Linked DNA regions of Homo sapiens: region 2 is linked to region 1. A link is a loop called in an ENCODE intact Hi-C map of the cell type or tissue named here. Cell type or tissue: PC-3. All regions are shown on one strand. Each heading gives the region's core, and the rest is flanking DNA. Links, peaks and the distances in the headings are about the cores only.

The links. Peaks named below come from ENCODE experiments on the same cell type or tissue, not always from the same donor. Only the 100,000 strongest peaks of a DNase experiment are listed, where the experiment ranks them.
Region 2: a loop joins it to region 1, with 2.4 times the contacts of the local background. A loop is called at or near these places in 3 of 110 quality-filtered maps.

The regions. Positions count from the first base shown.
Region 1 is chr10:71,043,449-71,046,355 of GRCh38, reverse strand. No RefSeq gene overlaps it. Among named protein-coding and RNA genes, the nearest start is that of LINC02622, 110 kb to the right of the region's middle. In PC-3, for the core only: no CTCF peak of the experiment used is centred there; no DNase peak of the experiment used is centred there.
Region 2 is chr10:70,930,165-70,933,071 of GRCh38, reverse strand. No RefSeq gene overlaps it. Among named protein-coding and RNA genes, the nearest start is that of LINC02622, 7.4 kb to the left of the region's middle. In PC-3, for the core only: no CTCF peak of the experiment used is centred there; a DNase peak (open chromatin) is centred at 1,781; H3K27ac peaks cover 576 bases.

The sequences.
Region 1 (2,907 bases), core at 280-2,779:
GGCCAGGGCACCAGCCTTTTGTACCCCATCTCAGTCAGTCATCACATGAGGGCTACCCTGTGGAGGCATAAACTCCAGAGCATTTCCAGATGAGCTGGCTTCCTTCTGCCCAGTACAGAGGGTTAGGGGAGGCATGAGCTAAAGCTCCCAGCAGCTGGGGAGAGTCATGGGCCTGGTGACAGGATCTGGGAGGGGCAGCCACACCAGTCACCTCAAGAAGGGGCCGTCTCCCTGCCACTCACAGACCCCAGGGCCGAAGAGAGCTCTGCAGCCTGGGTACCTCGGGGAGCAGAAGTCTCATGTGAGTAGGCAGGTCGGGCTTCTGATGACCCATCTCTGTGTCCAGATGCCTGTTCATATCTGCCCCACATCCTGCTTGCTGCCTCAGCCCATTCTCTCTTGTGTTTTCTCACTGGTTCTGAGAAGGATGGGTGAGCATTTTCCCCAAAATGAAAAGGTTCAGAGAGACACTGCAGGGTCCCCAGCCCCACCTGCAGGTCTCTCTGAAGCCGTGTGATCCTAGCAGTGGATGGCCGTACCGACAGCCTGTCACTGACCGCAGGAGTGCCTCACTACAGCCTCAGTTCAATTCTGCACATTTCCTGACAAATGAAGGCCCAGGAGACAGAGTTGCCAAGGCCAAAAGTCTGAGAAGCCACAGGAAGATGCACTGCCTCCCAGTTCCTCTTCTGGGTACATCCAACGCTGTGAGAGCAGGCCAGGCGAGCAGAGCTTGGCATTGACAAATGGCCTGGCCCACTGACCCTGCACTTCCCCTTGCTCAACAGCTATTGACAGCTGCTGGGCACTTGAGTTTTTCTCTTTTCTCTGTTGGCTCTTTTAATTGGAAAATATAAAGAAAATGCCTATTGATTCCACGTAACTGATAAGCTCCCCACTCCTGGGCCTTTGTAATCAGGAGCCGGAGCCTGACCCTGGCTTGAAGCCCGAAGGAGGAGGAGTGGGAGGGGAGGAACACAGCCAGTCCAGCTCTGGGGGGCTCCCCTGCCCCTCCCGACAAACTCATACACAGGCCTCCAGGACTGGGGATACAAGAAAATTTAAGAACCTTCCCCGCTTCTAAGGAAGTTCGCTGCTCCGAATTTTCAAAGCATATAATTTTCCCTAACATTTACACACACTGTGTTTACAAAGCAATTTACATTTGCAAAGCCCTTCAACATTTATTGTCTCATTTGATCAAGTTATTTACTGCGGAGGACAACTAGCCCTGTAGTCCCCCCTGCACTCACCAAGCTGTGCCTGTGGGAAACTGAAGCCCTGCTCCCAACAGTCGTACGAAGTGGTCTGGAAAGATTACCGTCCCGTTTTATAGATGAGGGCATTGAAGTTCAGCGACATTGTAACTTACAAGGTCACACAATTGGAAATGGGTCAAAGTGAGACCTCTGAGCCCAGCCAGGTGTTCTACTCCCTAGGAATGAGGTTCTTTGGTCATGTGGTTGTCAAGATACGGGGCCTGCCTGGCAGACTCCTGCTTAATGTGAACCACAGTCGGATTTGAAGAAGAGCTTCCTAAGAGAAAGGGTGATTGATAATTGTGATGAGCAAACCAGATGATATCCCCTGCCATGGAGAATGCTCATCTCAGGCAGGCTAGGGCCTGCAGCAGGGGGCTGGACAAGATGACCTCCCTAAGCCCCTTTGGCACAAGAAGGCTGTGATTCCCAGAGTGCCAGGGAAATGGATGCCCATCAGCCTAAATGGAACCACCCCGGCCTACTTGTCTTCCTTTCGGCACACACCAAGACATGAGTCATAGAAGGTCCATGGAAAATTTATTGTATTATCAATATTTAATATCTCCAGAGAGGTGACATCAGCAAAATTGCCTGGCCTGGCCCAGCCATCTAGATGGACAGTGGGACAGGCCCTTCATCTCCCCAGACACCTTATCCTCCCCACATGGGGGACAGGTACAATTTATGGGCTTCTGGAAGTGGAGGGTGGCATGTTCCTCCAGCACTGTGTGTGCTGGGGTGAATGGCTCATTCCTTAGGATTGAAACTTGGGGTCTCTGGCTGTTCTGAAATGCCAGTGAAGGGTGAGATGCTTTGGAGGTACTGTGTGGTTCCCTGCACCAGGGTCCCAGACCACGCAGCTGTGATCCCCTGCCCAGCACATGTACCCAGGGCGCTGATGTCACCAAAGCCTGAGAAAAACTTGGCAGGTGGCAGAAGACATAGAATAAGGCAGAGTTAACTCCTCATGGCCACCTTCACGCCAGTCCTGCCTGGCTGCACCATTCCTCTTCATCAGCCAAGTAAGTGAAACTCTGGGCCTCAGTTTCCTCCTCTGTAAAATGGGTTATGCTCTCTGCCTGACAGGCTTGTTGCAAGGATGGAAATATGGTTCCATTTGATATATGCCTGGCCCAGATTGGCCCAAGAGGGGTCCAATTCACCCGTGGTCTCAGCCCCCTCCACCCTGCCCCAGGGGAGAAGGGGAGGGCACAAGGCATGATGGCAGCAGGCAGACTTTGGGGGACCAGGACATACAAGAAAGGGCAGCACTGTGAATGAGGCTGCATGCTGTTTCTGGCTCTCCAGTGCCTCTCATTTAGCCCCCATTATTCATAGCTGGGGAGAGGGAGGCTCCGAGAGACCGAATGATGTGTCCAAGCTGACATGTAGCAGAGCTGAAATCTGAACCTATTGGATCTTTTTTGCATCTTTAAAGTGCCCGAGGTCTGGGTGAGATGGGGAAACTGAGGCAATGGCAGAGGCAGTTCAAAGCTGTACAGGCTGATCTCAGGGAGCATCCCAGAACCCAGAGTGTCTATGTCCCAGAGGGGATTCTCCTCCCATGAGCTCTTGTCCTGCCCGGGGTATGGTAACCTCTGCCCAGTCTGACCGGTGCACCATGGCTCCTCCAGCAGGAGCAAGA
Region 2 (2,907 bases), core at 230-2,729, 110 kb after region 1:
AGAGCTCCCAGATCGGATCCCTGCTGGGTGGGCCTGCTGGGTGTGTATTCTGATGCTCAGTGGGAGTTGAGGACCACTGCACTAGTTCAAGCCCCTTGCATTAGAGATGGGGAAACTGAGGCCCAGAGAAGAAAACTGAGGGTCCCAGGTCACACCATGTGTCAGGACCAAGGTTCCTAGCCCCACCCCAAGATGCCCTCAGCCCTTGAGGCCCCAGGCATTGGCAGGGAGGGTATAGAACCCTGGGGGAGGGCAAGGGCTGTTGACCCCCTAGGCTTCAGGGGCTGATCTGTCATCTACTCTGTCTGAGCCCCAGATGGAGGCGGCTCCCTCCTCCCACCCTGTGCCACCATCTCCTCCATGCTGTAAACCTGTCTTGTAAAAGCCGATGAAAGGCCTGGCTCTCAGCCACAAAAGCCTGCTCAGGCCTCTGCTCCGGCCTCACGTGGCTCCTGAAGCTAGCAGGAGAGAGGCAAGATGCTGGCATTCAGCTGCTCCATAAATCTATCAGAAGTATTTTTTTTATCACTTCCCGACATTCCTCTGTAAAAGCCACTCGGCTGCGTTTACAAATTATAGAATTCATTTGATGTCGGGGACCTGGATAATGGCCTGGGCAAATCCAGCAGAAACAGATGGGAGCTCACCCACTCAGCTCCCATCTAGCTGTGCAGCCTTTGATGACCAAGTCACGGCAATTCAGCCTCTGCCTGCCTGTCTGTAAGACGGGGTTGCAGGTGGCTGTGAGGAGTCGTGAGATCATAGATGTGCATGCCTGGCTCTGGGCCGAGCACACAGTAGGCCCTCAGTAAAGGATGGTGGCCATGACAGGTATTGGAGCCCGTCTGGAGCCATGAGTTGGGGAAGGGTCACAGGGTGCAGAGCCCAAGGCCTGGGCCTCTCAGCCCCATCTCTCACCTCCCTGTCAGGCAGGTCCTCCTGTATCACAGGGCACCCTCAAGGTGAGGATGCTCTGTAAACCACAAGGCTTATACACATGGGGAATTACCATTTTCCTCCTCCCACTCTTCTTCCTCCTTCCAGCAAGCTTGAGATCCTCTCCCCCACATGGAATCTTTGAACATCCCACCTCAAAACTGTTTCGGATGCTAGAAATCCATGGCTTAGAAGTTCCAGCCCTCCATGAACCGTTGGGTTGAGGTTCTCTGGGTCCTGGGTTAAGGATTCTGCAGCTGCTTCAGGCTGATGAGTGATGGCTGCCATCGGCCTTAGAGAATGTGGGGCAGCCCAAAGTATGGCCTCACACTTTGCCGTCGTTCAAGTTCCAAACTCCTTATTCTATAGATGAAGAAGCTGATGTGGAAGGAGGGGAAGGCACTGGGCCGAGGAGTTAAGAAAGAGCAGCCTGACATGTCTCATGCACCTCCTGTGAGCTGCACGCCAGCCACCGTGTCTGGAGGAAGCTGATGTGGAAGGAGGGGAAGGCACTGGGCCGAGGAGTTAAGAAAGAGCAGCCTGACATGGCTCATGCACCTCCTGTGAGCTGTGCACCAGCCACCATGTCTGTACACCATCACGCTGGATCCCGCAGACAATCCCAGCCATTTGAGAAAGGAGGCGCTGCGGTGGGAGCAGCCACCCAACAAGCTGGTAGCACTGTGACCTCCAGGAGCCAATGCACTGGACCCCAGGGTCTCAAATAGCAAAGGCCAACCCAAGACCAGCGAGGCCCGGCAGCTCAGGAGGCAGGTGAAATGGCGTGGCAGGAAGCCACAGGAATCTCACAGAGGGGATGAATCATTTCAGGCTGGAAGCATCCTCTTACAGAAGTTTCCTTTTCACCACTTGAGAGGTAGAACAGAGTAAATTATTAGTAGTGCTGGAAAAGCCAGTCGCCCTCCCATGTGAGCAATGCCGGGAACTTCTCAGAGAGCTTTCCTATCTGACATTGTTCGAGACACTGGGATGCCCTAAAAAGGTGGACAGTGAGGCTCAGCCTGTCCTGTTTCATTAAGGAAGAAATTGGGGCTCAGGGAGATGATCTGGCCTGAGGCCACACAGCCCAACCTCCAGGACTCCTGGTTTAGCACCTGGTGCCTTGGGTCTCTCTTCCCTCTGGGGCTGGAAAAGCAGGACCGGGAACTGTTTTTTGGCTTGTCTTCCAGAGAAAGAGAATCATTGTCTCGCCTTCTGTGTTCCACTCTCCTCCTCACTGGTGCCTTTTGTCCCCGCCTGCTCTGTGCCAGCATTGAGCCTGGGGCTTTCCACACACCATCTCACGAACCTCGCAAAAGCTACATGAAGGGGGAGCGCTCATTGGCCCATTGTGCAGGCAAGGAAACTAAGGCTCAGAGCAGTTGAGGGTTCAATGCCAAGACTGGACTCCAAATGTCTGCTCTTTCCTCTCAGCTATAAGCCTCTTGCCTTCAAGCTCTCCTGCACCGGTTATTAAGCCAAAGCGGCATCTGCTGTGGCCATGTTTTGCGGGGGAGAGAAAGTCATCGCTCAGTCTCCTTTGCTGAAAATGGGTGTAATGATCAAAGTACTCCCTTCCTACAGTCCTTGGGTAGACTGAGATCATGGCTAGGAAACGGAGCCTGACACATGAGCAGTCTTATTATTTTATCGCCCTTGCTGCCACCGCTCCTGTTATGTTGATCTAACACAAGACAAAAACAGAGTCTTGAGAATCTCAACGTGCTGTATCCAAGGCAGGGACTGAGGGGGTTGGGCTGCTGCCACGAGGACTGGGGGGAATTGAGGGCTCAGGGGAGGCAGGAAGATGAAGGACTGTTAAGGTTTTACGTTTTCCGGCAGGATTTAGTGGGAGTGGAGCCTGCAGAGGGGGTGGCACAGGGCTGGGACCAGCACGGGGCTGGATTCCAAGCATCCCAAAGGCCAGACCCCAGTGCCTGTGCCTCTGAGCCCGGGTCCAGCCCTGCCACC